Linked DNA regions of Homo sapiens: region 1 is linked to region 2. A link is a loop called in an ENCODE intact Hi-C map of the cell type or tissue named here. Cell type or tissue: heart left ventricle. All regions are shown on one strand. Each heading gives the region's core, and the rest is flanking DNA. Links, peaks and the distances in the headings are about the cores only.

The links. Hi-C counts contacts between places; a loop is a spot of excess contacts. Peaks named below come from ENCODE experiments on the same cell type or tissue, not always from the same donor. Only the 100,000 strongest peaks of a DNase experiment are listed, where the experiment ranks them.
Region 1: a loop joins it to region 2, with 3 times the contacts of the local background. A loop is called at or near these places in 23 of 110 quality-filtered maps.

Annotation. Positions count from the first base shown.
Region 1 is chr7:155,184,784-155,200,385 of GRCh38, reverse strand. LOC124901782 (a long non-coding RNA gene) reads left to right here and starts at 1,931. Exons shown (of 2, transcript XR_007060602.1): 1 at 1,931-3,124; 2 at 3,399-4,801. RefSeq lists an enhancer at 1,253-2,452 and a silencer at 14,161-14,415. In heart left ventricle, for the core only: a CTCF peak has its summit at 9,606; a DNase peak (open chromatin) is centred at 9,603; H3K4me3 peaks cover 281 bases; H3K27me3 peaks cover 1,875 bases.
Region 2 is chr7:155,249,973-155,265,574 of GRCh38, reverse strand. It overlaps LOC105375587 (a long non-coding RNA gene), which reads left to right and starts at 11,469. Exons shown (of 5, transcript XR_001745437.2): 1 at 11,469-11,559; 2 at 12,043-13,662. It overlaps LOC105375588 (a long non-coding RNA gene), which reads left to right. Exons shown (of 5, transcript XR_928227.3): 2 at 1-131; 3 at 890-1,116; 4 at 1,968-2,116; 5 at 2,643-2,682. In heart left ventricle, for the core only: no CTCF peak of the experiment used is centred there; DNase peaks (open chromatin) are centred at 7,517 and 7,804; H3K4me3 peaks cover 636 bases; H3K27ac peaks cover 1,257 bases.

The sequences.
Region 1 (15,602 bases), core at 4,998-12,997, 66 kb after region 2:
TCTACAGAGGAAGCTGTTTCTCTTTCTCTTTTCCCCCTATTAAACCTCCACTCCTATACTCCTCTTTAGTGTCCCTGTCCTAAATTTTCCTGGCAGGCGACAACAAGCCCCAGGGGATCTACCCCAGACGACGTAGCTGCTTCACTGGGATACTGAGGCCCAGAGAGGAAATGAGAGTCTCAGGACTCATTCCATACCAGCGGGTCCATCGGCCATTCCCTCTGACCTGCCCAACACAAGCTCTTCTCCAGCTATTTGAAGAAGGGAAGGAAGTGAGAAATACACTTTAAGCAGATATCAATGTCAGTTGAGATAAACATCAAGCTTTATTGACTTAAGAGGTAAATATTGATAGAACTGAAATGCCAAATCAATATTTACCTCCAGGGATGCTATAGCCTGAATTTGAAGTTGGGCTATGTGCACATCAACGCATCTCCAAGTCCCAACGTCTTCATAAGCAGTATGTGATCATTTCAGTGATGGGCTAAAGTTGAAAGGTGTGGTGAGAGATTTCCAGAGGGTCCTCACACGGAGGTCTAGGGAGAAGTTCATGATCACCATGAGGGGTCATCAGCACAGACCCGGAAGGTCAACGTCTGAAAACTACATCACTGGCACAGAATGGCGGGGACCCAATTTGCTTCACTTTTTGCTGAGCACTCACCTGACAAAGCATAAGATTCCAGCCGGAAAGGCACTGAGCACCTGTTTGCCAGGCCTTGTCAGCACCTTGCCGTGCAGAGCCTGCACCAGCCCTGAGATCAGGGAGCAAAGAACCCATGCCTCTGGCTCGCCTGGCTTCTCAGCCATGGGAAAGGCAGCCTTCACTGGGACAATGGCAGTGTTGTTGGTCATTGGCTTAGAAAGAGGAGTTTTAGAAGATGTCAAGGCCAAGAAAAGATTATGAGAGAAAAGGAACCAAAAGTTAAAATTGGGCAATTCTATCCACTAACTTCCCCTGCTGTGAATTGGGAAAAGTTGGCACTGCGCTGTCTTTAAGGGGTGGGCCCGTACCCAGCCTCCAGCATCCTGGAGTGTGTCTGTGAACCTGCTTTGTTCTATCAACTATGCTTGATGGATAAAGACACTTAGGCTAAGGAAGCTGTCCTGCTCCCTCAGGTTTCCACACATCCTCGTTTTCTGCTTCTATGCCTAGTAAGTTTTCCACTAGAGCAGTAATTCCCAACCTGGCTATACATTAATCAACTTGAGATGCTTAAAAACAACACACACAGACGCCTCCACCACCCCCATCTATTGCATGTGAATGTCAGTGGGGAATTTCCTGGGTGATTCAGAGCACAGCCTTGGTTGAGATGAGATCTGACTCTCAGGCTCCCTTATCGTGGGATTGGTGGGGGAAGGGGCTGTTTTTCAATGCTCACGAGCTATATTTGCAAAGTGTTTTGTGGAAGGTCCTAAAACTCAAAGGGTCTTGAGCTAAAACCAGTCAGCAATAAGAGTTATCCGACACTTATGGAAGAGTTCCAGGGTGAGGACTTGGGTCAGCTGCAGGATGCTTGGATTGGAGGTCACTCGCAAAGAGGGGTCACCTGTGCCTTGTTCAATTCAGTGACCGCCGGGTTAAAGTGAGCATCCTGGTGGCTGTGGTGAACACTGGGGTGTGGGGCCCATATCCGCCTCGGGCTGAGGCCCTCATCGCCTCATCGCAAGAGAGCTGCTCTGCCCAAGGTCATGTGCCCCTCAAGGAGAGGGTCCCATGTGGGGCAGCGCTGCAGACCAGCTGCACGCAGAACTCAGGCAATGGTGGCTAGTTTGATCCTGGTGGCCAGCACTGAGGATCATCGTCAACTGTGATGAGGATAACCACACCTCTCTTGGCTTCCATGTCCCGGTCTGTGACGTGTTGGGTGACTCCTGATGAACCTCCAGCTCTCTTCCTGCTCTGCTGTCACGAGGACTGATCAGACCAGTTTCCGGTGAGCATGGTGACAGGGTTGCTGTACGAAGTGGCCCTGAGGGGCTTGGCCACCATTTCTGAGGGTGGGTCAGGCCTCCGGCCCACAGCGATCCTCTGCCTTCCTGCGTAGTCATGCCTGTCACTCAAGGAAAAACGTCCGGATGACACGTGACACAGCACTGAGTGATTCGGGGTGAGCCCTGGGGAAGGAAAAAATGGGGAAGGTGGTTTGGGGATTTTCACTCTTCTCCCTACATCTGTCTTAGCCTAAGTTTTCTTATCTGTGAAAGAGTTCTGAGATTTTTCGTCGCCAGATGTCTTTATAAAGAGTAAATGAGATCACATACAGGCTGGCCTTGGAGATATTGTGGGTTGGGTTCTAGACCACCTCAATAAAGTGAATACGGCAATACAGTGAGTCACATAAAATTTTTGGTTTCCCAGTGCATATAAATTTATGTTTATACTATACTGTAGTCTATTAAGTATGCAATAACAAGATGTCACTCCAATGTCTCCAGACATTGTCAAATGTCCACAAAGGGTCTGTGTCCAGCAAGACCGTGGAAGTCAGACCTAGGACAGGAAGTAAGGAGTGCAGTGTTGTTAAATATCTATACCTGATATGGATATTTAAGTCTATCAACTACTGTATTTATATTCTCAACTCTAACATTTAATGTTTTCACTATTGTTGTTTCCCTGAAATTCTATAATTCACTTTGTATTTCCCTCTGACTCAAAAGTTGGTTAATAAGGAATCATACGATTTCTAGGTCAAGGCCTTTTTGGTTTTGTGACTTTCTTATCAATTTCTAGTTTCATTGCATTGTGATTAGAAAATGTTTTCTGCATTATCTCTCCTCTTTAGAACTAATTGAAGTTATTTGTGTGGTTTATTAGTTAATTTTGGAAGTGTCCCATGGTCACTTGGAAAGACAATATAGTCTATATTTTTAGGATTTAAAGTTTAGTAGATATCCCTCAGGTATACTAAATTGATCATGTCATTTTGGTCTTTTATATCATTACTTTCTTTTGTACATTTGCTCCAACCTGGGCTGAGAGAATTTGCATTTTCTATAAGTGACCACTGGTACCAGCCAAGGTGGAATACGTGCACTTCCGTCTACCGTCCCACTGGGAACGCTGAAAACTCTGGGAGGAACATAAAGAACAACTCCCTGAGCCCTCTAAAAAGTAAGTAACGACAAAAGGATGGGCAACTGATGTCAAAACTTGATAATGACCCCAAATGGGGGTGAGTTTTGCCTTGTTCCTCTTTCTTTGTCTCTTAGCTCTGACCTGAGGGTGGGTTGAATCTCAGAACTGTGCAGTGGGCCCAGAAGACAAAAATCTGGGATAAAACCTCTCTTTCCAGCCAAAGGACCAGGAAAAGGGACCCCTGCGTGCCAGGGAGTGTGGGAGAAATTTTCACTATTCTTTTTCTTTCCTCTCTTGACCCTGACCCAAGGCCAGCTCCAGCTGTGGAGCTGCACCACTATGCTGCTGGTCCTGGTGCTGGAAGCCCTGAAACTTTGATGAAAGACCCAACTCTCCAACCAGAGGAACTGGAAATGGAGTGGGGTGAATCCCTGTTTATTTCTTCCTCTTTACTGTTGCCACTTGGCTCCAAAGATGGCCCCAGTCATGTGGAACTATACAATAGCACAAAGAATTAAAAAGCTAAGAAAAACCTGATTTTCTGGACAGAAGAAAACTGGAAAAAGAGCTCCAGCTGTTTTAAAAATGGGGGGATAATCCCTGTTAATTTTTTTGTCTTTTCTTTTACCAATTTATTCCTAAGGTAGTCCTAGTCACGCAGAGCTGCATGGCAGTGCGGGAAGCTAAATCTTGGAGATAACACTATCTTTCTGTCCAGAAGAACCAGGAAAGGAGAGCCCTGAATGCCAAAAATTGTGGGAGATATCCTGGAAATTGTCAGTGAACTTGAAGATTAATCAATAGGAATTACACAGCCTGAAGATTGAGAGAAAAAAAAATGAAACAAAAACAGAGCCTCAAGCACCTGTGAGACAATATCAAAAAGTCTAATACTCTTATTATTGGAGTCTCAGAAGAAGAGGAGGAGGACACTGGTGCAGAAAAATATTGAAGAAATAATGGTTGTAAACTTCCCAGACTTGATGAAAAACGTATATATATATAGGTTCAAGAAGGTTAACAAACTCTAAACAAGATAAACTTAAAAAAAATGCATTGTAAATGAAAATCAAAGGTAAAGGAAAGACAATTAAAAGCAACCAGATAAAAACAGTATACTATGTATCAGAGAAGAGTACTTTGGATAACTGCAAATTTCTCATCAGAAAATAGGAAGCAGGAAGATGGTGGAACAACATCTATAAATTACTGAAAGAAAATAATTGTCAACCCAGAATTCTATATCCAGCAAAAATATCTTAGAAATGACAGTGAAATAAGGACATACTCAGATTAAGAGAAAGTAAGAGAATTTGTCACTAACAGACCTATAAAAGAAATGCTTAGCCAAGTTCTTCAGGAAAAAGGAAGATGATCTGGAGGAACACTTGGAACTTCAGGAATGGCATTAGAGCAACAGAAATGATAAATATCTGGTAAATATAATGAATTCTTTTTCTCTTTTTAAATTATTTAAAATGTATATGACTGTTGAAAGCAAATATTGTAACATTTTCTGGGTATAATTATTACTGAGATGTGGTACATATGACAATTATAACATAAGGAGAGGAGGATAAATGAACCAATAGAGTCATAAGCCTTCTATAATATACTTGAAATGGTAAGATATGAACTCTAAGTGGACTATAAAATGTTAAATATATGTATTGTAATCCCTAGAGAAACTACTAATAAACTGATACAAAAAGATATAGCCAGAAAGGACAATGGATTATTTAAAATGGAATAAAAAATATATTCAAATAACCCAAGGAAGGCAGGACCATGGGAAGAGGGTAACACAAAGCAAAAGAAATGAACAAAATCTCCTATAAGCCATGTGTTTTTGCCTATTTTCTTTGTCTTCTCTGTAATTTCTGCTTTTTGAAAGCCTCTTTTACAATACTTAGTCTGTTGATATTCATTACTGCTAATTTTTTTTATAAATTATGAGGCAAAATGATTCAAAGTACCTTGACTTTATTTCATTTAATGTTTTTTGTTTGGCTGAAAAACTACCTTGTTTCATACAAGGACTGAGACCCCTGCTTTTTCTGTTTTCAATTGCAAAGTGGGGACTGATCCTGGCATCTGTTTCACATCAGCCGGTGGATTAACATGTTCATAACAGGTAAAACCCCTATGCCAGGCTTCCTCAACCTCTGCCTCATTGACACTTTGGGCCTGGTGATTCTCTGTGGCAGGGGCTGCCCTGTGCCTTGTAGGATGTTTAGTAACATCCCCGGTCTCCGTTCATTCACTGATGCCAGCAGCACCCTCCACACCCCTCCCCAGCTGGGACAATCCAAACTGTCCCCAGACATGGCCAAGCTTGTCCAGGGGGATGAAGCCTCTCTGGATGAGAAGCACTGACCTGGACAGTGCGGCACAGGTTTGTGCTGTGTGCTTGTTCGCCATGGCCTGCATATCCCAGCTCTGTCCCGATGGCATGGAGCACGGCGGTGTACCCTCCACCCGGAGTTGTCAGGATGATTAGGACGCCCCATGCTCCCAAGGCTTTCCGCGAGGCTGTCATGACTACACAAACATCCTGCAAAGTTGCAGCTTTCAGCCCCTGCAGCACCCCGATCCATTGCCCCTCAGACCCTGCTCAGGGGCAATCCACCCCTAGTGAGGGCGGAGGAGGTGGGGGAGGCGCTGGATATGAAGCCACTGTGTAACACACAAAGCACTATTCAGAAATCAGTGTTACTATCTCTCCCTGGATGGCACAGAGTGGATTAAGGAGCAAAGACAAATTGCTGGGCTCTTGCGACTCTGACCTCTGGGTCATATTTGCTTCTCTGCGAACAATGCAGATTGTCCTCCTGCAAGCTGTTTACAGCTGAGAATAAGCAGACGGCGAAGCAGTTAGTCTCCTTCAACCTTGGCTGTTGCATCCTTAACCAATGGTAACACCTTCCTCACATAGTGCTGAGAAAGAAATCAGGCACTTATTAAATTGTAAAGCACTGAACAAAGTATAGGCTGGTATACTGATAATGATGCATAACTCTGTAGCTCTGGGGTTAATTCTCAAAAAGCACCTTCAAACTTTCTGATTAATAATAGCGCTATCCCACTAAGAACTTAGCCTCCTTACCAGATGCACACTGGAGAAAGTGTGTTCAAAGGATTCACTGTTGCTTGTTGGCTATACCATGCATTATATATCATGCTCCAACTGGTTTTAATACGACCTTATTTGCCTCTCCAAATTCTTTATAAGTAAAGGATGATGCAGTTAAAAGAAGGAGTAACAATGAACTGTGCATCAGACGTTGGGTGAACAAGCAGGCCCAGGCCCCACTAGAGGGTGATTCAACTCAAGAGAGTGGGAGGAGGATAGAAGGAAACAGGGAATGTGGCTTCCACACTGTCCCCTCCACAGCACAGTGTCTGCCCCCATGCCATGCTGGTTTTGCAATATCACCTTCATGAGTCTGTCTCTTTGTGTGATTTTGAAGCTGTTCTGCAGACACTATCATTGCAGCATCTTCTTTCATTTCCTTCTCCGGAAATTAATAACATTTGCTTCTTAAAAATAAACCTGAAAGAAAGCAATTTTATGTATGTGTTAAGTTACACTCTAGATTTAGAGCTTGTTCCACACATTCCTGTTCTGAAAGGGTCCTGGGCACTGAAAACTCTAGGCTGTAGGGTTGAGGATGTGGAGAAGGGACCCGCTGAGCTCTGAGGATGGTCTGCGGTTGGAAGCCGGGGGTCAGTGCTCAGAGGAGCAGCCCCACATACCCCATCTGGGTGGGTGCTTTGTAGTCTTCTCATGGGGAGAATGGGCTCCTTCCCCTCCGCTAGTGCCGGGCTGGCCCTGAAGCTTGCTCAGGGGTGGGAGGGATGAGGCTGGGTAACTTCCTCTTCAAATGCCTGGGGCTCTTGCTTCCCCATCCTGGGAACTGTCCTCTTGGAGGCTAGCACCTTTGTGAAGTCTGACCATTGGGACTGCCATGCTGGGAGGCAGCCCAAGTGCAGCGCAGAGAGTCGGGGTGTGTGTCCAGTTGCCCTGTGGTTCCAACCGTCTCAGCTTAGGCATGTGAGGGAAGGTATTCGCGTCCTGGGGTGGCTGTAACAAATCACCACAAACCAGGTGGCTGAGAATAACAGAAATGTCTCCTCTTGCTGCTCTGCAGTCCCGAGGTCTGGAATCAAGGTGCCAGCAGGTCCCACTCCCTCCAGAGGCCCTGGAGAGAATCTATCTTTGTCTCCTGGTGGCTGCTGAGATTCCTTGGTTTGTGGCTGCATCCCCCAGTCTCTGCCTCTGTCTTCAAGACCCTTGTCTGTCCTCTGTGGTGCTTCTGATTTCCCTCTGCCCATCTTATGGGGACACATGTGACTGTACCTAGGACTCCATTGGATAGCCCAGGATCAGCAACTCCTCTCGAGGTCCTTAACTTCATTGCGTTTTGCTGTACAACATAACAGACCCCAGTCCCACTGGCACCTCCTCCTCTGATTTCTGAGCTCCCACTGTCTGCACCAGTGGCTTGAAATGTTCTACGTATTTCCTGAAATGTATTTTGTATTATTTAATCTTCAGGTGTTGCTTTTGTGGACACCGCTAGATTGCTTGCTCCCTGAGGTCAGGGGCTGTGTCTCACGGGGCTAGTTCCTCAAAGACACGGGACACAGACTGACTCCAGCATCTGTCAAAGATTCCTCCACTTCTGACACCATTGAAGCAGAGACTCCCTTCCTTTCTCCTCTCACACAGCCTCTTTTCACCTGAAAGAGGTTTCTACTTCTCAGGTTTGGCAACAAGCTTAGGTTCCTCTCTTTGACGCTGTCTATGGAATCACAAATGCCACCTGCCTCCCCTCTCAGCCTTCATCTTTCTGGATGAAAGAGTCTTTCCAGTTTTCCTCCCTCCCCACGTGCATGCCCCGGCTTAGGGTAACCATTCCCTGTGATGCTGTGGACATCATTTCCCCAGGGGTTAACCTCAACCTCATCTCAAATTTCTCTCCTGATTCAGTTAACTACTTGAGTAAACCTTATAAACTTAACAGTTAAATATAAGACTCTCATACAAATCTGGAATGAACACATCAGAGATTTGCTTAGCCCAGACTGGGAAAGGGCAAAATTGTACAACTGGTTCAAAGAGTGGCTGACAGAGTTTTGTTTCATCAGCCAACACAGCCCCTGTAAAGGAAGTCTGCTAAGTTAGAGGCCAAAGTGATCAATATCCTACCGCAAACTAAAACCACGGCCTTGGGGGCCAGTAGTTTCAGTGATTTCATTCTCCACCAGACTGAAATCATTTGCATCTCTACTGACAAAATATCTACAAATTAACATGTAACTTCACAAAGTCTAGGCCCTAATCAATGGTAAATAGCAAGTCAAATGAAGGTCCAGTCCTCCCCAAAAATAATGAAGCCAGCCTGGGGTGGACTTGAATGATGGGTGGGTCTTGGCTGTATGGTGACTGCCAAGCACTGGGTGATTTTCTTTTTTTTCTTTTTCACTTTTTTTTTTTTCTGAGATGGAGTCTCGCTCTGTCACCCAGGCTGGAGTGCGGTGGCGTGATCTCTGCTCACTGCAACCTCTGTCTCCTGGGTTCAAGTGATTTTCCTGCCTCAGCCTCCTGAATAGCTGGGATTACAGGCATGCACCATCACGCAGGGCTAAGTTTGGTGTTTTTAGTACAGACGGGGTATCACCATGTTGTCCAGGCTGGTCTGGAACTTCAGACCTCAGGTGATCCACCTGCCTTAGCCTCCCAAAGTGCTGGGATTACAGACATGAGCCCCCGTGATCGGTCCGCGATTTTCTTATACATAGGATAGATGGGGTGAACTCAGTGGGTGCTGGATGGATTGACGGAGGACCCACCCTATGTATAGACGGCCGGGATGGATCCTCTGTGAAATGTAGTTTTAAAGACTGGCAGGTTTCCGACCCCTGACCCTGTGCCCTGGGCCTGGGCACCCACCCGTCCTCTGCACCTGCGCCTCTCAGCAGCCCTAACTGCAGAGCTCTGCTCCCGGACCCGGCCCCCGTGGCAAGTGGGAGGAAGGGAAGGCCCAGGGCCAGAAGCCGAGGCCACAGGTCAGCCCCCACCCCCACACACCTGTAATGTAAAATGCCCATTTAGCCAAATTTAAAAAGTAACCAGAAACAGGTGGAATGCATGTTAATAATGTCCTGTTTAATCCAGTCCCGCTGGAACATTAGCATTTCCACATGTAATCAATTTAAAAAGTCTCAATGACTGGCTCGCTTTTTTTTTTTTCCTACGGTCTTCAAAATCTGGCGTGCGTTTCAGTCGCCGCACGTCTCCTTCGGAGGCTGAATGATTAGCCATTGCAGCAACATGTCGCCCTAGTGGAACCATGAAGGTCCATTTAAAGGAAAAATAACGTACATAGCTTCCATCTTTCAATCTAAATTCATCAGAATAAAACGTTAGGGGTTCAGCCTCTCTGGCCGCGTCCCAGGTGCGCACCAGTCCCGCGGCCGGAGCGGGAGAACCAGCGCGCGCCGCCGGGTGTGAGTGCCGCTCAGTGGCCGCGCTTGGTAGTGCAGGGTCCCGCCCCGGGGTTTGAGATTTGAGCACATTCTCCAGATGTTTCTATGAAGATTTGGGGGTGGGAGTCGGGTGGGAGTGAAAGAATGCACAGAGAAGGAGAGTTGGAAGAAGAAGGGGTGTTGTGTATGTTCAGTTCCAGTTCACCAAATCGCTGCGGGGGGGGGGGGGGGTGATTGTCACAGACGAGGTGGCTTTAACAATCATTTATTTCTTCACAGTTCTGGACCCTGGAAGTCTGAGATCAAGTCCAAGTCCAAATCCAAGATCAACAGGGTTAGTTTCTCCTGAGGCCTCTCTTCCTGGTTTTCCAATGGCCACCTTTATATCACAGAGAGAGAAAGAGAGACAGAGAGAGAAACAGAGAGACAGACAGAGAGAGCTTCTCATCTTCTTCTAGGGCCACAGTCTTATTGGGTTAGGGTCCCACCCTTCTGACCTCATTTAACCTTAATCACCTCCTTAGAGTCCCCATCTCCAGGTATAGTGACACTGGGGGGTTAGAGCTTCAACTATAAATTTGGGGGGACATAACCCTGCCCATAACAGCAGTAGTTACCGCATTCTACAGTAAGCAACTGAGGCACAGAAAGGCTAAGACTTGCCCAAGATCACACAGAGCCAGGGCCTGTCCCACGGGGGCTGGCTCTAGAGCCCGGGTTTCTCCCTTGAGTGTCCTCAGCCTCTTCTTGATCTTCAGTACCCCCACGCCCCTACCCCTACCCCAAACCCACGTGCTCAGAAGCCTCAGCCTCATATCTCTGTTCACCAAATCAGACCCCTCCTTTCCCTTCAAGCTTGGATTTCTACTCCCTTAGGCCAGGGAGCAAAGTGTAAAACTTAATAATGGGCTTTGACTAGTCCTGGTTTTTACAAACCCGGTTCACTCTCACAGGCTTGAGTGTGTCATAGCCAGGTGACTGGAAGTTAGCTGGCAGTGTCTATTCTGAGCACGTTAGCCATGAGCTCGCTGACGTTTCTGCAGAACGCCCCTCGCTGGGCTATGTGCGGCGTGCGGGCCACGTCTGAGGGGGATGTGCTGTCGTAGACCCAGCACAGGGTCTGCCCAGCTCAGAAAGGCCTGCTGCAATTTGATTTTTAAATGTAAGCGCATTTTCATTGCACACGTTCACTCACTGGTTCATATGTGTGAACTACATTTGTTGTCACTCTAAAGTTGAGGAAGAGGATGTGTAAAATCTGAAGGTGAAGCTGGCAGTGGGCCTTTGTCCAGATAGAAGTGGATCCACTTTTGTTCAGCTCACCAGGCAGAGGCGCCTCCGCTCTCATGCCTGAAATACGAGATGATACAGAAATAGTAAGCTGCTTACAAACTGGTGATACTTACTGGCCTTGCAATGAAACAAATTCCTTGATGATGCAATATCAACCCTGGATTATCCAATATCAACCCTGGATTATCCCTAGAACAGTTAGGGCAGGACTTGTTGGAAATGCAAAATTTCAAGCCCCAGCCCAGAATTACTGAGTCAGAACCTTGGGGCAGCCCAGCCGTCAGTGTCCACGGCTCTGACGCATGTTCGAGGTTGAGAACCACTTTCCTAGAGATCAAGTCCCATTCCCAGCAGCCTAATGCAATTCGGGGTCTTTACCTTAATGCAGCCTCTCCACATTGCAGCTGGGCAATTAGAATGACACTGAATGCACCTTCACAACTTGTGTGGCAACACGACTCCTGCTGCAGGCTGCAGTGCAGTGCTGTCAGGACAGCGAAAAGCCTGTGAGGAGATCTTGGGGAGCCCTTCACTGCCTCGGGGAGCAGCCCCAGTCAGGCCAGGCCTGGAGCCTGCATAAAATGTATTTATGTCAAGGCTGGTGGGTCGCTGTGTCTCTGAGACACAACTCACATTAGCCAAGCACGCAAGATGGGCACAGAAGACCAAATGCCATTGGCTGTCTTAGGCTAACATGGGAATTGACTGTATGGGGACCACAAAACTCAAAGTCCCTTCCACAAAGCAATACTCCCTACAGGCAGATCCAAGTCAGCATCAGAAAGTTGTCTAGGGCAGCTGGGATTGGAACTTGGAAATAACAAGAATTGAATATCTAATGTCTTCAGGGTTGGGGAGAGGTTAGAGAGGAAAAAGGGTGTGTGGAGGTGGGGTACAGGTATTGATTTCATTTATGTATGACCATTTTATCCTTTTCAGAGACATGAGTCATAAACCCAAAGTCACATTTCTCTTTGTCTTAGAAAAGTGTCTAAGTAACTGACTGTTCATTAAGAAGGCAAATACAAACTTCATCTGACCACATCCTGTCGTTTGAGGCTGGCAGCAGCATTGCCCTAAATATCCACTATGGGCTGGGCATGGTGGCTCATGCCTGTAATCCCAGCACTTTGGGAAGCTGAGGCGGGTGGATCACGAGGTCAGGAGTTCGAGACCAGCCTGGCCAACATGGTGAAACCCCATTTCTACTAAAAATATAAAAATTAGCTGGGCGTAGTGGTGCTCGCCTATAATCCCAGCTGCTCGGGAGGCTTAGGCAGGAGAATCGCTTGAACCTGGGAGGCGGAGGTTGCAGTCAGCTGAGATCAGGCCACTGCACTCCAGCCTGGGCAACAAAGTGAGACTCCGTCTCAAAAAAAAAAAAAAAATCCACTATGGATTGACATAGACCCAACGCAGACATCCCTACATCAGAGCTCTCCTCTGGAGAGACTTCAGGAGGGAGCCTGCAGATCAGACGCCACATAGAGAAGGGCCCTCTCTCTCTCTCTCATGGTGGGGGCTGTGGGGTGAGTGCCTGGGTTTCCCCAACAGGGACACCCAGTGTGGGAGCACACATGAGAGAAAGGTCCCATCAGACCTTCTGGAGGCCAAGCCACGTCCTCTGCACCTGGCCTGACGCATGGGCTGAGCAGCTGTGTGGGGGTGGTCTGGACACATTGGTGCCCTTCCTTTGGGCCCATACATTTCCTCAGCCCCAGATTACACAGCACCCCCAAAGCAGAGGGCACAGCAGGGAAGTGGGGTTGGCCCTGTGGTCACCCTCAGGCTCCCCAAGATGCCAGGAAATGGATGCCCCCTTCTTTCAGTGGCACTGGGGCCCCTCCTAGCCTCAGTTCCCCAGGCATGGTCAACCCCACGGAACTCAGGTTCCCATGGGCCACTTAGCGCAGCACTCAGACCTCCTGGGCGAGTACGGCTAATGCTCTTTTGCAACCTCCCACTTTGTGCTCTGAACTGAACAGGTGCCTCTTCGGTGCTGAGGACAGTTCCTCCCATCCAAAGTCGTGGGGATCTCCAGCCAGATCATCCCTCCTCAGACAAGGAGAGCTGCTGGCATTGGCGTGGAGAGGCAGCAGCTCTTTCTGTGGCCTCTAGTTTCGTGAAGGGGCCGGGCTTGCCTCCCATGCCACTGCAGATGCCGCTTCATGAGAGAAGACGATGCTGGAGGAAAACACAGCTCAGTTTCCACGTCAGCTGCTGTGGGTTGACAGCCTGCTGCCTGCAGCCCGGCCAGGTGCTTAGGGGACAAGGAGGAAGGACCTGGCCCAGCTTGGCCTTGGTCTGAATGTAGATTCTTAGTGAGACCATGCATGGGATCAGGGTGTCGGAAACTTCTGCGAGGTCAGGTGACAACTTATTTGCAAATTATTTGGACAAACCCACCATCTATTCTATCTCATTGCACATGCATCAGGAGAGTGGGTGGCAAGAGACAGTCACAGAAGGTTTCCTGATGCAGGACGAACTTGAACTGGCCTTCAGAGATGAGTAGAATTTGACTAGGCTGAGAGTGGGTAAATGTTTTGGAGTAATCAGACAGTCAAGGACACTAGCTGCCATTCATGAAGCAGTACACAGAGCACTCCTCTTGGTGAATGAGGTCGGTGGTGGGGGTCTGTGTGGCTGGCTCGAGTCTCTGCTCTTCACCTCTGAGGCCCTTCCCCTAGGGAGAACCTTGTCATTCTGTGGCTTAGTGGCCCAGCTGGGGTTGAGAAAAGACATTTTCAAATGAGGAAAACCAAGACAATTGGCCATTAGTAAAAATATTAAAGGAAGTCTTTCAAACTGAAAAAAAAAAAGATCCCAGATGGAAATTTAGATCTTTAGAAAGAGGTGATAATCTTCAGAAATGTTAAATCAATGGCTACACTGAAAAGAAGTTTCTCCTGCTTGTGAGCCCCACCTCACAATCATCTTAACAAGAATTATGTAAGTAAAAAATTCATTATAGAAAAATTTTAAAAGCAGAAAGAAAATAAAATATTTTATAATTCTTCTAATGGAGAAATAAAAACTGTGTAATGAAGAATTAACCTTGGCTAAAGAGAGGCCTGGCCTTTGCCCTCAGCCACTGGGAGGTGACCCCCAGGTCACTGAAATGTCTTCCTGGAGAGAAGTGTCTTGTTTGCCTGGGGGCTTTGGCTACTGGACAGTGTAGCTGTGACTTATGATGAGGGCTCTGGGACATGACAATTCAGTTCTGACCCCTGGAGGAAATGGAGACAGCAGTAGGTCTGTCCATATGGACAGTAGATGCTGGAGCCCCAATAAAAACTCTGGACATAGAGGCTCAGGGCAGCTTCCCTGGCAGACAGCATTCCATGTTTACTGGGAAGAGGTGACAACATCTAGAGCTCCATGGAGAAAGGATGACCAGAAGCTTCATGTTCAACCCCTTCCAGATTCTGCTCTGTGCATCTCTGGCTTTGCCTAGTTCTAATTTATTATCCTTTCACTACAATAAAACTGTCATAGTTAAGAACAGCGTTCTCTTGAGTTCTGTAGGTCATTCTAGCAAGTGTTCAAGGTTGAGGGTGGTCATGGGATCCCTGAACTTATGGCTGGTGTCTGAAGTGAAGGCATTCTTGTGGGGCTGATATCCTCTGAGTTTGTGCAGTTTTCCTAAACTCCTTTACAGAGGCTGAGCTACAACCAGATATAACTGGCAAGGAAGGTTGAGGGGCCAGGCCCTGAACTGGAATGTCCAAGGTTTTTCAGCATTCAGTGGGGTGAGAGTCCCATTGGAAAGGGTCAAGTTACAGTTATTCTTCCCATTAGTGTGATGGTGCAGCTTTTCAGGAGACAGATGGGAAGGGAGTGCTTGACTTTACTTCAAACAATAGAATATTATTTAAGCAGATCTTTCCATAGAAGTGACAATGAAATGGAACCACTGTGACAATCCCATGCACTCTGACTGATTTAATAGGGCCTGGTGCCTTTTGTAGGTGCCAAATGAATCTTTCTGTTCAGTTAAATGTAGCTGCTTCTGCCAAGAGGATGCCTGGACCCAAGCAGGTGGAAGTCTCAAAACAAAACAAAACAAACAAAAAAACCCCACACATCAATGAGGCTTCCCAATAGACTATCCTTCAGGAAAGAATTTGTGGAGGAGGTAGTGTTTGGGAAGAGGTGTGAAGGAAGAAGGGACTGGGAGTCTACAGGAGAGAGAGGGAAGGATAGCACTAGAGATGGCAGAGACAACAGGAATGAAGTTTCCGATGTGAGAAGCACACGCTGAGCTTGGTGTTCTAGGAAGCTGCTCACGTGTGGAAGGGAGGAGGAATTACACCTACCCAAGAAGCTGGCTTGAGTGGACTGAGGCTAAACTTTAGCCAGTGAATTCTCTTTCCTGATATGCTGTGGGCTGGAATAATCATTCAGACGATTGCTGACTTCTCATTAGAAACAATGGTGGCTAGAGGATGATGGAACCATGTCTTTAAAGGAACAAAAGGGGAAAAAATGAGAACAAAACAAAACAAAAAACATCCTTTTGACCCAGTAATTTATATTCAGCAAAAATATCCTTCAGGACCAGGCACAGTGGCTCACACCTGTAATCCCAGCACTTTGGGAAGGCAAGGCAGGCGAATCACGAGGTCATGAGTTCGAGACCAGCCTGGTCAATATGGTGAAACCCTGTCACTACTAAAAATACAAAAACTAGCCAGGCGTGGTGGTGCGCGCCTGTAGTCCCAGCTAC
Region 2 (15,602 bases), core at 4,256-12,255:
CATGAGCTCCAAATATTATTTTCCTGGCCAACCACAACTCCTGGTCAGGCTGGGGGTGGTCAACTTTCTTTTGCCTCATTTAAACGCACAGTGCTGCTCCTCAAGTCAACAACCTCTCTTCAGACTCTGCAGTGAGTTTAAGGGGCATGTATGCATGTGTGTGCGTAAGTGTATGCATGTTTATGCCTGTGCTCACACGTGTGTGCCTGTTTATGGGTGTGTGCATGCACATGTGGGTGTGTGCATGTGTGTCTATATGTGTATATACATGTGGGGGTGTGTGCATGTAATGCTTGTATATACCTATGTGTGCACACATGGCGTGTGTGTGTGCATGTGTGAATGGATGTGTCCTGGACCGAGACAATGATCGTGCTTAAGTAGTTGTACCTGAGCACAGAGTGACTAGAATTGGGAAATTTCTACGATCCCAATTGTATTCTGACTTATGATCCTAACACTAACTCCCATCCAGGGAAGCTGAGAAGGAAACTCTGAAGTCAGTTGCATATCTAACCTCCCCCTACCCTGTGCCCCCACACCACTGCTGCATTCAAAGCTGCCTCACCATCTTCCCAGCCCACATGGCCTTCCTGGTTCTTACCTGTGAACCTGCTGTTTCTCTCTGCTCGAAAAGCCTCCAGAGTCACACAGAATGCATCTTTCTTCATGCAGCGCGAGGTTCTTGAATAGCCAAAATGCCCAAGCATGATGCAAAGCCCTTTTAAGAGTTATTTATCATTAAACCTCACATTGATCTTAAGAAACAGGAAGATACGGTTGAGGGTACAGGCTCAGAAAGGTTAAGTGATTTGCCCAAGGCCACATGAAGGACCTGAATCAAGGTTTTCTGGCTCCAAATTCAGAGCGTTCTGTTATACTCTCCTAGTTTTATTGATCATGGTACTGCGCAAGACTTTTCAGGAGAGTTTGGTCATCTCCCATGATGCCAACTCCAGAAGATTAGGAGTGGGCCCCTGTGCGAACAGGAGGTTGTTCTGGGGTCCATGAGAGGCGGCGGTCACACTTCCTAACACGTTCAGCTGACGCTGGTGCAAATAGGACAAAGGAGGGGCTCTCACCCCAAACATTCCAGTCAGGGGGACGGAACTTGGTGTAAGTGAGGGGATATGGGGGCAGCAGGGAGCCCAACCTTGCCAGGAGAGCTCAGAAGAGGTCTCATGGTGTGTGTGTGTGTGTGTGTGTGAGAGAGAGAGAGAGAGAAGAAAGTTGAAGAGTGAAAGCCCATAGTTGCTTAAGGCAGGAGAACTGATGGGTGAACTTTGCTATTATTTGCTACACTCTGGGAAAGTGTTTTATTCTTAGCCCATGTCTCTTCCCAGCATGCACACACTCACACTCATACGCTCACACACTAACAGATACACACACTCAGACATACTCCCACACTAACACTCAGACACATACTAACACTCAGACACCCACTCACACTCACACACACTCCCACACACTAACACTGAGACACACACACTAACCCTCAGACACACACTCACACACTAAATGCAGACACACACACACTAACTCTCAGACACACATACACAGTCACACATACTCAGACACATACACATACACTCAGACACACGCGAACACGCAGACACACACACTCACACTAACACTCAGACACACATACGCAGTCACATATACTCAGACACACATACTTACACTCAGACACACAAACTCCCACGCACTCACACACACACTAACACTCAGACACACATACACAGTCACACATACACTCAGACACACACACACTAACAGTCATACTCCCACACACTCACACACTTGCTCACTTGTACCCACTTCCCTCCCTGCTCTCGCCTGCCTGGTTGAGGGGTCCACAGCCACGCAAGACCACCCCACGCCACTGCGGGGCGCCAGGCATCAGCTTTCTGAGCCCTGAGTGGGGTCCGGTCCTCTCCCCTTGGGCTTTTTGGTTTTGGTCTTAGAAATGTTCGGGGAGCCATGGGGGTCATCCTGTGCCCTCCTCCTGGTCTGTTCACCAAGCTCAAGAGGGAAGACAAGTGATCAGAAATCCGCAGATAGTGAGCAACAGCGGGAAAGGACTCACCAGGAAGGAGGCAGCCAAGAAAGAGCAGTGAGTGGAGAGGCAACATGTGCCACGGCGCACCCCGAGGGGAGGATGCACCCTCCAGCGAAGGCTGCACCCCCAGGGAAGGGCTCACCCTTGAGTGAAGGCTGCACCCCGAGGGAAGGGTTCACCCCAAAGCTGCACCCAGAGGGAAGTGCTCACCCTGAGGGAAGGGCGCACCCCAAGGGAAAGTTTCACCCCGAGGGAAGGGCTCACCCCTAGGGAAGGGCGCACCCTGTGGTAAGGGCTCAACCCGAGGGAAGGGCTCACCCCGAGCAAAGGCTGCACCCAGAGGGAAGTGCTCACCCCGAGGGAAGGGTGCACCCCAAGGGAAAGATTCACCCCGAGGGAAGGGCTCACCCCAGGGAAGGGCTCACCCCTAGGGAAGGGCTCACCCCGAGGGAAGGGCGTGGCTGTGTGGCCCAGTCACCACCTTGATTAGAGGCTCCTCATCTGGACCTCTGCAGAGAAAGGGGGCCGACAGTAAGCATTTTATTTCATTTTTGGTTTTTGTTTGTTTGTTTTGAGACAGGGTCCTTCTCTGCTGCCCAGGCTGGAGTGCAGTGGTGCAATCTTGGCTCACTGCAGTTTCAACTTCCCAGCTTCAAGCAATCCACCCACCTCAGCCTCCCAAGTAGCTGTGACCAGAGGCATGTGCCACCATGTTCAGCTAATTTTTTAAATTTTTTGTGGAGACAGGGTTTCGTCATGTTGCTCAGACTGGTTTTGAACTCCTGACCTCAAGCCTTCTGCCCGCCTCAGCCTCCCAAAGTGCTGGGATTAGAGGTGTGAGCCACCGCACCCAGCTAAATTGTAAACATTTTCAGTGTGAAGGAATTAGTTTACATTAAAGATGTTTCCTATGGTTGGTGATTTTGGAGGGTGATTTGGGCTAAGGCTGATGGGAAGGGGAGGGCCGTGAAAGTGGCACCCCATTGACAGACGGTGTTGGCAGGCTGGTCTGCAGGTCTTCCGGTCTCTGTCAAACATCCACAGACAAGACAGAGCAACATGGAGAGGTCCAGGCCCACATGGAGATGCATTTATCTAGCATTTTCTCCTTAAGCAGAAAAGATGAGCTCGCAAAAAAAAAAAAACCAGCACGACATTGACCTTGAAATTCCATCATTATTGTAATTGATCACAAGTCAGCTGATCACTAGGCAACTCCGCTTTCATCACCAACTGTGCAAGGCCAGGAAATCCACACGTGCCCTCCTCCTTGTGTGGTAGACGGCCGCCAAGATCGCATTCTTTAGATCACGCCGAAAAATCTCTGCTGACATTTTCATGTCAAACAGGAGTATGTGCTTACGGAGGAAAGAACCACTTACGGTTCTCAGTGGGAGGTGGCAGAACACAGCTCTGGGTAACTGAAGCAGAAAAGGAATTGTTAAAAGAGTATTTAAATATTCCTTTAAATTATTAAAGCGATTATTAAAAGAATTATATATTGTCTAGCTCAAGGAATGGAGGTGGCGTGGGGAGGAGAACGAGTTTCCTAGCCTACCACAGCGAGAAAGATGCTGGGAAAAAGGACACTGGGACCCGCTCAGGGAAGTCTCTACCACCAGCACTACTGGCTGCACACACAGAAGGGACCTCAGGCTAGAGGCTGCAGGCTGCCGCTAGACCTGCTGACACCTCTGCCCATGGGAACGGCGTGGCCATCCAGGGTGGTGTCTGAGCCGTCTGAGTTCTGGGAGTCACTAGCTTCCCGGCAGGGTAGGCTTGCAGCTAGGCTCATGGGTGCGAGTGCCCCTGTGGGCAAAGCGAGTGCTGGCCTCTGCACTTTCTGAATGTAGTGTAGCTACGTTCAGATCCTGTGTCACGAGTTGGAGGATTCACCAAACACTGGGAAGGATTTCAGATGCCTGGTGGCCAAAAAAAGGATGGCAATGTCCACTGTGGCAGAAAAGCTCTCTGGAAGTCCAGGAACCACTGCTGGAAAGCTGCTGTTTAGGAGCTGGGTCAGTGCAAGAATGAGAGGGCGCCCTGTGTGGCTGCAGGTGACACATTCAGGGCACAGCCAGGGAACACAGTCCAGCCAGATCAAATGGCCTGGCCCAGAGCACCATTATTAAGTTTTACTATGGAATTGTGCTTGTGAAGTAAAGGGCGTTCTAGACCGTGTTGGGAATATGCACTGAACACAGAAGAATACGCTAAACTGAAATACTGTAGGCTGCTGTGACCAACCTTTTCTGGGAATGTGCAGAATGTACAGAACTTGAGACCTTAAAGTGAGGGCAACTGATGCTCTCGTCATCCTGGAAGCCGGAAGTTTGAAGTCAAGGTGTCGGCAGGGCAGGCTCCCTCCGAGGGTGGGAGGGAGAGTCTGTTCCAGGCCTCTCTACTGGCATACTATGGTGGCTTGGTGTCTTTGGTGTTCCTTGGCTGTGGACATGTCACCCCCAGCCCTGCCTCTGTCCTCTGGGGTCTTCTCCCTGAGAGTCTATGTCTTCACAGGGTGTGGCATCTTCTGTCTGGAAAACAGGTTATCTGCTTCCCAAATGCCATGGTGGGACAGGCAGAAGAAAGCCAGTCCCCTTCCAAAGGGGAGAAACTGGAGGGAAGACGCTGTCTCGGGTCCTAAGCAACACCCCAGCCCCACAGGGCAGGTTCCACTGGGTTCAGGGCCTGCGGTGACTGTGTGGCGTGTGCTCTGTGCCCTGCACCCCTGCACCAGGCTGGAGTCGAGGCTGAGATTCACAGCAGGGCACAGCCTGAAGGAGCCACTGAGCCGTCTGCGAAGACACAATGTCAACAGTGGAACGGTCTGGGCCCCCTTCTGAGGAATAAAGACCGCAGCCTCCAGCCAGGAAGCAGGAGACTTGTTAACTCTGACTCCAGACATCACGTCCAGGGAAAACGAGGCTGGCGGAAAGGTTTCATCCTGATATTCTACAATCAAACTTCCTGACCACCGACGCACAGAGACGATGATGACACTTGTAGTTTAGGCTATAACCGAGAGGACACCGGTCCTCAAGATTTAGGGGAGTGGAGAGCAGGGATAGCAGATGCGTGTCCTGAGTGCCAAGCATCGGTCAGGATAAAGCTAAGCTGCTGAAACCTGAAAACGTGGGTGCTGCTCGCTGACAAGACAGCTCCTGGGGGCCGGCCCGGGTCAGGGGTGCAGGCCCAGGCTGCCGTCCAGGGACCCAGGTTCTCCTGGGCTGGGATCTGCCACTTTCAGGGCAGAGTCCTCCTTGTGGCCCACTGTGGCTCCTGCTGGCTGGAGGGGGAGAGTGGAAGGAGGTGCTAACTGCATGGAGGCTGCCCCAACCTCATCCCCATGGACGAGGGCAGGAGTCTGGGTGGAGAGCTTGCAGCCACTGTTATGCAGACCCTGCTGGCTGCTGCACTGGTCACATAGTAGTAGGTACTTTGTGAACACATGATTGCTCATAAATCAAAGCACAGCAGAGGCCAGCCCTCATCACAACGGAGCAGGTGGCCTCCTCCAGCCCACGCTGCACTTACTGCCTCTGGGAGGCTCTGTCCTGTGATTCTGTGGAGTGGCAGTCGGCAGCTCAGTACTTCCTGCACTGGGCTTGCTGGCCACACATCCCAAAAGCAGGGGCCTGAGGGCATGAGCAGGAAGGACATTGAGGAAAATGCAAAGGACCTGAGAACAGGCTGGGGACACGGGTCACTAGGTGATTGCATTACCCGGAACCTAGTCCAGCGATGCCTCCTTTAGGTCAGAGAAGGGTTCCCAGGGCCAGGGAGTGTTTACAAGAAAACTCCCTTGGCAATGAGCCTATACTATAACTTGGGGATATGATTTTGGCACCGTGAACCCAAACCAAGCTATGGGTAGATGGGGATGTGGTAGGGCCCCACTGTTCACCTGGCAGTTCAGATGAGCTCCTTGGCCATCATCCTGTAATAAGACTGATGGCATGGAAACAGACGGTGTTGCATCACTGAGAAAAGATTAGGATGGCTCTCATGAGGACCCAGGTCCATACGTATCACCAATTGAGAGACTTGCTGACGGCCCTCAGACAACAGCAGGGTGCCCATCCCCATCTGTCCTCACCCATCCCTCAGCCTCCACACGGCCCAGGTGTGACACCCTGAGTTTGCAACGAAACAAGGAAAGGAAAATCAGTGACCTGGACACTCAGCTCTTAGGATATTGTCCTTATAGTGGTTATATCTACATATGCGTGTGCTGCATGCATCTCCAGAGCTCTGTTGTGTGAGTACACACACATCCACACACACACAGAGAAGAGAGAGAGACACAGAGAGACAGAGAGAGAGAGAGGAGGAGGAAGAAGAAGGAGGAGGAGGAGGGGAGGAGGAGGAGGAGGGGAGGAGGAGGAGGAGGGAAGGAGGAGGAGGAGGGAAGGAGGAGGAGGAGGGAAGGAGGAGGAGGAGGGAAGGAGGAGGAGGAGGAGGGGAGGAGGAGGAGGAGGGGAGGAGGAGGAGGAGGAGGAGAAGAAAGAAGTCCAGAAACATATTCATGTAAATTTAGGCTGTGTTTCTTCCTGGAGGTATATTGAAAGAACAAGTCTACAAAAATTATATACATATAGGCCGGGCATGGTGGCTCACGCCTGTAATCCCAGCACTTTGGGAGGCCGAGGCAGGTGGATCGCAAGGTCAGGAGATTGAGACCACCCTGGCTAACACGGTGAAACCCCATCTCTACTGAAAATACAAAACATTAGCCGGGCATGGTGGTGGGTGCCTGTAGTCCCAGCTACTCGGGAGGCTGAGGCAGGAGAATGGCGTGAACCCAGGAGGTGGAGCTTGCAGTGAGCCAAGATCGCGCCTCTGTACTCCAGCCTGGGCGACAGAGCGAGCCTCCGTCTCAAAAAAAAAAAAATTATATACATATAAAACAAGGCTTTAATCCCTTACAATGCCATTGCATTACTTTTGTAATCAGAAAAAATATAATTGTGGTACAAATCAAAGTTTAGGTTGAAATATTCATGTCATTGGGATTATTTTCCAGCTTGAATTCATCCACATGATGTCTTCCACTGGATCTTCACCCTGGGCAGGCCCAGTGTTACTCATGCGTGTGGTTGGAAGGAGCCCAAAGAATGTGCCTACTCTGAAATAGTTGCTACCACCAGGCCTGGTAAGGGCCTGACATTCACAGCCTTAGGGACTGTCTTTGAGATTAGGGCATAGTGTCTCTCTCCAAGATCACGACTACAAAGCAAAACCATGCCACATGTCCCCTGCAGGGACGGCTCCCTGGGGAGGCCTTGGGAGCACAGTGGCACAGCCAGATGGAGACAGACCTGGAAGTGACCTGGGGAGGGCAGGGGCTCGAGCCAGTGGGAGACCGTGGGGGTGGGTAGGAGGCAAGATGGGGACAGCCTGAGGCGAGATGGCCGCGACTGCTCAGGCCGAATGAGGACACATCAGGAGCGAGGATCCTAGGAGGGTCTCATAGGACGAGCCTCCTGTGTGTGGCTGGGTGTGGACGGCTGAGTCCCTTGGCCACCAGCCACGTGTGGGATCAGCCCAGCCGGCCTCTGGGTCGTGTCTGTGCATCTCAGTGGATCATCGGTGGGAGCTTTCCGGGGAGGCAGAGGGGCTCTTCCTGGACAGTGCCGCCAGATTCCCCCACCACCGAGCGGCATGCCATGGCTCGGCTTGCTCCTCACAGCCTCGCCCCAGCTCTGTGGCTGGATCCGTGCTTGTGGCTAAGCCTCTTGGCAGCTCCGCCTGGATTGCTTTCAAGTCCGCACTGCCGCTCCTCCCTCTGAGTCTGTGAACGTCTCAGGGGACCTTCCACACAGTTTATAATATTGTCCCTCCTCTAGGCTTACCCTGGTCAACTTTCCCCAAGTCGGCGTGTGCCTACTTCCCACAGAAGTTTACAGAAGCCGGAAGTCCCGTCAGGGTATTAGGAGGAAGCCTGCATGTGGCGGATTTAGCCTCCTGGCCTCCTTGTCAATGGTCAGGATCAAGTTCTCCATCTCCCGTGCCAAGGAAAATACAGGCTTTGGATATGAGAGATTTTAGATGTGCTCAGCTTAGTCCCAGGCTTCTTTTTACTCAAGGACATTTCCTGGTACTTTGACCTTGCCAGGCGCTTCCAATTACTTTGTTTAATTATTTTCTTCTATTTTTCTGGGTCTAGGAGCGTGGGAGTTCTTTGATGTGGCTTAACCTGGTGTGTAGAAGCCACTGGTGCAATGGCTAATGATGCTTATTTGAGGCAAGTGTTTTCTAAATTCTCAAGGTTTCCTTTTTTACACGTAAAATTCTGACCTTGAGGAAGTTGGGGACTTTTCTGTCATTTAGGCCAACACTGAGCAATTAACTTTTTAACAATCCCAGGGCTTTGCATCTTTGTTTTTTCACTTTGATTCTTTTATGTCTAACAGTGGGAAAAGGTAGCATCTGAAACAAATTAATATGTGGCCCAGGGGCAATTCGAAACAATCTGGGCAAAAGTCCAATCATATTAGCTGCAGCATCAGAAGCTGGAGTGACCCTTGACTATGGACACAATTCCTATCTGTGCTGGGAGAGGCCTTTCAAAAAAAACCCCCGAACCTTTTAGGTTTTCAAGAGTAGATAATAGTAGCAGTAGGTTCTTTCTACCCTACTCCGAAGTCATTCCATTTCCATCTGGATTCCTTAGCACTTGTGTCCATCTCTGGGCTACACGGGTGCTTTTCTGTGCTCTCCTGTCATTTTCCATGCGCACAGAAAGTGGGTAAAGTAGTAACGCAGGCATAAACCGGAGTTATCGTCTTGTCCCTCATGACATGATAAGCCTCGTGAACTCAGAGACTGTGGACATTTAATCTCTGCACACAACACCAAGCATAACAGCTCACTCACGAACCCTGTGATGCTGGATATGGGGTCTGCTCGGTCCTCCCCCTTGCCCCAGGCCTGCTAGGGACAGTTTGTTTTTGCTGGATCATCTGCAGGCTCTCGCCATGCAAAGCCAGTGTCTTAGCTCAGGCTGCCGTGGCAAAATACCACAGACTGGGAGTTTCCACAACAGACAGTCATGTCCCCCAGTTCTGGAGGCTGGGAGTCTGAGATCGGGGTGCCAGCAGGTCAGGGTCTTCCTGGGCTGCAGACGGCCACCCTCTCACTGTGTCCTTACGTGGCAGGAGAGCAAGTCCTCTGGCCTCTTCTCATGAGGGCACTCGTCCCAGCACGAGGGTTGTATCACCAGGATTGCACCGAACCCTGATTATCTCCTGACGTCCCCATGTCCAAGCCCATCACACTGGGGGTTAGGACTTCAACATGCAAATTTTGGGGGGTGGGGGCGGCACTAACACTGAACTCATAACAACCAGTAGAATGGACTGGAGCTGTGTGGCCTCCGTGGCAGTCCTCAGCCACTTGCGGCTTTTGAGAATGTGGCCAGTCCAAATGGAGACATGCTGTCAAGTGGAAGAGGCACACGGCGTTTCGAAGGCTGCTTAGAAAAAAAAAGTAATGTATCTTATAAGTAATTCATTGATATTTTGGATGTACTCGGTTAAAGCATAATATTAAGTTTCATCCTTCTTTTACTTTTTACAAATGTGTCTATGAGATAATTTCGACTCACACATGTGGCTGGTGACGCATTTCCTTTTTAAGAAATGCATATGTTTAAGGGTGGACGTGATTTTTAACATTTATGACCTGCTGTGTTGATATCCATAGACATGGTGATTAAGACAGTCAGGCAAGTTCTCAAATCCATCACCGCCCGGTCCTCCTCCTCCTCCTCCTCCTCTTCTTCCTCTTCTTCCTCCTCTTCCCCTTCTTCTTCCCCTCCCCCTCCCTCTCCCCCTTCCCCTTCCCCTTTCCCCTTCTTCTTCTTCTTCTTCTTCTTCCTCTTCCTCTTCCTCTTCTTCTTCTTTTTCTTCATCATTTTGGTGGTAAGAGAGTCTAAAATCTACTCTCCTGGTGAAGTCCCGGGGTGTGCTGCAGTGCTGTGAACTGCGATCTTCCTGCGAGCCAGCCTCTGGACTGATTCCTCCTACCTCACTGCGACTCTCTCCCCTTGACCTGCATCTCCCCATTTCTCTGGAGCCTCCCTGGTAACCCCCATCCCATCTGCTTCTGTATAGCTGGGAATGTTTTCCTCTGGGCGGGGAAATAGAAGAGCCCAGAGGGACGGGGCTGGGGAGGAGCTGGGGGCCTTGCTTATGACTGGCTCAAGCAGGGCCGCTGTGGGCACAGGGCGCTGGAAAGGCCAAGGCAGAGGTCCTAGAGAAATGCGGCTCCTGGTTAGGAGCACCAGAGGTTAGGATTCCTTTTCAATGATGTTTAGTTTCTGGATTTGAGTCTCTGAATGGGACCTTATGCAGCGAATGAGCCACAAGGAGCCGCTTTTACTTGCCTCACACACGGTATTCATGAAGATCTTCACTCAGCGCAGCATCCCTGAAGGAACGGGAAAACAAGGTTATCACAAATATGAAGGCACTGATGGTAAATTCAGTTCTTGCAGGCATAGAACTTTCTCCATCCATTGAAGCTCCCCGGAGATTGTGGTATGGAATAGAGGAGAGGAAGTTAAAATGAGACGTGGCCTTCCTGGGTCTCACGTTACTCCCGTGGAGCATCCAACTCTTGTCTAGGCTTGAGCGTTGGCCGGGGTTGGGGAGTAGAACCTCAGACCCACCATATTTTTTAGCCTGGGGGCTGGGAAAAGGGAATAGGAAGTCATAGCTGTCTCATCCTACTCAATCTTACTGCCCTTTGTATTGGAGAAGGTGCAGAAACCATTTCAGAGCAGCCTCTGTCTTGCTTCTCTTCTCCATTTCTTTTTTGTCCTTTTCTTTCCTTTTTTCTCCTTTTCTTTTTCCCCAAGGGAAGAGGAGAAAACTAAAGAAAAGGGTTTGGGCCAGATAGTTCAAAATAGAAACGAGATGGCAGGGAACGCATTCTTACAACTTTCCTGCACCAGAAACCAGGCTCCAGCACAATGCATGAGGCCAGGATGAAGCCACTGAGGTGTTAGGATTAGACTAAGGAATCCTGCAACCAGCAACAACGTTTCCTCAGGTGCTGGAGAGCAGAGGAGTGGCCTGTCTTTTAGGGAGCACAGCATGGATTGAAAACCCTGAACCCAGGCCAGGGCGGGCAGGGCGTTTGGCACAGGTGAGCGCCTGGCTCTTACATGAACCCCAAAAGGAAGCAGCATGATCCTCATGTTTCCGGTGAGGAGACCATGAGGAGATGCAGTCACCTCCTCAGGCCGCCCTGCTAGTTGGCGTTGAGGACAGGCTGCGCACCTCCCCGCTCTGTGGGCAGGTGTGCTCAGCCTTGCCAGGTTGTTACACAGTTTCCAAGACATTGCAACATTGTTGCTATCAAGTAACAGTGAGATAAAGAGGACTGCCCTGCAAGCTACCACAGCCAGAGGCTGGGTTCCTTCTAAATGGTGGGGGAGTGAGAAGCCTGTGGGCCATGGAGCTCTGGGAAGCTTCCAGAACATCAGGCTTGAGGTGGGTCTCCATCAGTATTGAGTGGGTGGGGAAGAGCCATGGGGAATGGCACAGACAAGGTACGGGGTGGTGTGGGAGGCACAGGTGTGTTTGAGGGCTGAGGGTCTGTTCACGTGGTAGAGACGTGGGGGATGCGGCTGGAAAGTGAGGGGCCAGGAACTTAGTCTGGCAGGAGGCAGTTTTCGGTAAGCAGAGGGGAGGGAGACAGTGAAGGTTGTGGAAGGATAGTGGAAACAAACAGAGCAGGCGCCTTCCACACTCCAGTCAGGAAGTGCAGACTGGGGGCTCCAGGGATGCCCCCATCCAACCCCTCAGCCTCAGAGGAGGACGGAGCTGCAAAGGAGGAATACCTCTCCAGGTCCCACAGCCAGGGAAGTGCTGTGGTCCCCACACTCCCTTCAGCTGCCCGCCAGGGACCACTAGCCCTACGTGGGTTTTTCAATTTAAATTAATTAAAATGAAATGAAAATGTCTGCTTCTCAGCCGCCCTGGCCACATTCATGTGTTCCACTGCCACGTGTGCCAGTGACTACTGTCGGGATGTGCCAGGTCTAGGACATTCCCACCGCTGCGGAAAACTGCGCTGCTTCTCCTGTGGCTGCTTCTGCCACGTGGCCTTGAAGGAAACCCACGCTCCAGGGAGGCTGGGCATTGCCTGCCCCTGGACCCCAGTCGGAGTCCCCCCTGGTGGCTGCCTGGGCCTCAGCCACGGCCCCTGAGCAGCTTCCAGCATCCCGAAGGCTCTGCCCCAGGTCCGAGGCCATTCCACGGTCGCTCCCTGCTTCCTCTCCTCCTCCGCTCCCCTTGCTTGTGTCCTTGGCAATGCCCTGCCCCAGTTTCTGCCCCAGAGCCGCTGGCCAGAAATGGCTGAGGTTCGTAGCTGGAGGAAGTGGGCCTGGGCTGACGAGGTGGCACCACTTTGTCCTGGAACATCCCGCCCCTTGGCCTGGGTTCCGCTTGGGAAACAGGCGAGGTTCGAAAGGTGAGTTTTTAGAATTGTCCAATGGCAAGCTGTGACAGTTGTGTGTACCCTGGAGCTCATCCCACCGTGGAAAACTCTGGGAATGTCTGTCTCCACAGTCCTCGGCAAGCGGCCCCAATAGTGGCATTGTTTCAAGCTTTTGGAATATTGTTTTTGGGAAATAAAGTGACTCCTGCTCATTTAGCTGTGCCAACTCACTTGTTTGTCTTATTCTTTTTGCTCAGCAGGTGGCATTTTTGTTCAGTGATTTTATTTGTATCCGCCCGTGTTCATCAACTATGACATATTAATCATGCAAATTAGGATATGATTAATGAAGGAAAAATTAATTCCGCCACTGCATCTGGGTCTGCTGTGACAGCTTAGTGAATGCCCTCATTCTCTGATGCCATCAGCAACTTCTCCAGGGCCGCTGCCGATTGATATATTAATGTTTAGGGTAAAGGTTAGGGACCGAAGCCCAGAGAGACTTTCCTCTCCAGGGCTGGTGTTACAAGCACATATTTGCCTGACAGTGCACATTTTTGAGACAGCGTGTTGCTAAACCCCGTCCTCCTTCCCACTGTGTGAACAGTTTGTAGGAGGAGGGAGTTCGCTCTGTCTTTCGGTGTCTTCTAGACTGAAGCCCACTGTGTCCAGGGCAAGCTCCCCGACCAACTCTGACTCTTGCTGTTTCCAAGGTCCCAGCTTCTTGTTTTCCAGATGCTATTTGCAGACCACGCAGTGACCCATTCGTCCTTGGTAAGTGCTCCTTCTCCTCAGGACTCTGCTCTGGAAACATGAGCTAGGGCTGCAATAAGTTTATCTTCATGATACAGAGTCCTGCAGATAATTTAAATGAGTGCCCCACATCATTTTCTCCCATTGCCCTCTGGTTAACCCTGATTTCCACCCCGCACCCGGAGCTGAGCCGTGATCTGCTTATTCCTATCTGCTTTCACTCATGTGCTCCGGTAAGTCAGGTCCACAAACAGAATGTTTTCTTGGAACTTGGATAACCTTGCCCTGTGCACCATGGGAACACCCCCTGGGAGAGATTGTGCCATTCCGGAGACTCCCTAGGTCACACTACCTCTGTCAGAGGACTTGGCTGGACCTGAGAGAGCGAGTGGGCAGTGGAGGTAGGATACAAGGTGCTCCATCAGGGAGGGGACCAGGAGGACATGTGGTCACCAGAGACCATGGAATCGCAGCCTGTGTTCACGTTGGGTCGACTGTGGATCCAAGCCTGTCCAGGGATTGCAATTTACCTCTGCCCCACCCTGAGGCCATGGAACGGAGAGGCACAAGACCGGCAGCTGAGAGTTTGCTAAGCCACCTGCCTTCTGGAGTCTCTTCACCTTTCTTTTGTTTGTTTTGTTTTTGTTTTTTTTGAGATGGAGTCTCACTCTGTCACGTGGGCTGGAGTGCAGTGTCATGATCTCGGCTCACCTCAGCCTCCACCTCCCAGGTTCTAGCGATTCTCTGCCTCAGCCTCCTGAGTAGCTGGGACTACAGGCCTGTGCCACCATGCCCAGCTAATTTTTGTATTTTTAGTAGGTTTCACCATGTTGGTCAGGCTGGTCTTGAACGCCTGACCTCAAGTGATCTACCTGCCTCGGCCTCCAAAAATGCTGGGATTACAGGTGTGAGCCACCAAGCCCAGCTTCTTCACCCTCCTTTTGATATTTTTGTGACTTCTGTTGCTGAGATGCTCTGAGCCTGGGTCCCCACCTTTTGACTTCCCTCTTGTATAGATTCATCCTAATTCTTTCTTTCCCACTAGCATCCCACCCCTTCCCTCCCATGCCTATTTATCCTGTGCCATCTGCCTTCCAGTGCCCCAGGGCAGGTGGTGGAGAGAGATGGATTGCAAACAAGAGACCTAACCCCAGTCCAGGAGAGGGAGAGGATGCTGGGAGCTTGTCATGGGAGCCACAAAGCACCACAGACCAGCAGGTTAAACAACAGGATGGACAGCCCCACAGTTCTGGAGGCTGGAAGTCCGAGACCAGGTCAAGATCCTCAGTGTTGACTCCTTTGGAGGCAGTGAGGGGGAATTGGCCCCAGGCCTCTCTCCCTGGTGGGCTGCTGACCATCTTTGGCCCCTTGGCTTAGCGATGGCCTTTTTCCTGTGTCTTGTTCTTGGTCTTCCCTCCATATGCACCCTTTTCTCTCCACAGGGTATTCTTTTCATAAGGAGCAGTCAGATTAGGGGATGCATTCCTCCAGGATGACCCTTCTTAGCTAATTACACCTGCATGGCCCTATTTCCAAGTAAAGTCACCTTCTGAGGTGCTGGAGGCCAGGGCTTCATCATAGGAATGTGGAGAGGAGGAGACACCATTCAGCCCCAAACAGGGCAAAGGTCGAACAAGGGGAGAGCAGCTGGTGACAGGAGCCCTTGGGCTCTGACAGCTCCCATTCCGCCCACCTGTAAGGGGCTCCTTCCATTGTGGGGTTGCGACTCTTATGGCAGCCCTTCCTCCTGCTGGAGAAAACTGTACTGATGGGTCTGCGGGGTCTCTGACTCAGGACACCTCCATGCTGCACTTCTTTATTGTTTGTTTGTTTGTTTGTTTGAGATGGAGTCTCGCTGTGTCACCCAGCCTGGAGTGCAGTGGCAGGATCTCGGCTCACTGCAACCTCCACCTCCTGGGCTTAAGTGATCCTCCTGCCTCAGCCTCCCAAGTAGCTGGGATTACAGGCACCCACCAACATGCCCGAATAATTTTTGTATTTTTAGTAAAAACAGGGTTTCACCATGTTGGCCAGGCTGGTCTTGAACTCGTGACCTCAGGTGATCTGCCCACCGTGGCCTCCCAAAGTGCTGGGATTACAGGTGTGAGCCACCGCACCTGGCCACCTCTCTGCTGTACTTCTAAGGAGCTGGAAGGCTGGGTAAGGGTGGCCCCAGCCGCTACCCCCTCCCTGGAGGGTTTTGAGACCCTGAAAGACACAGGCCGTGGCTGTGCAATGGAAAGAAACCATGTCACAGTCATCTTACCTTCGTTACCTGAGAAAAGCCTACATCAGCGACTGTTCTCTCTTGGGTGCAAATAGAAGAAATACAACCTAATTC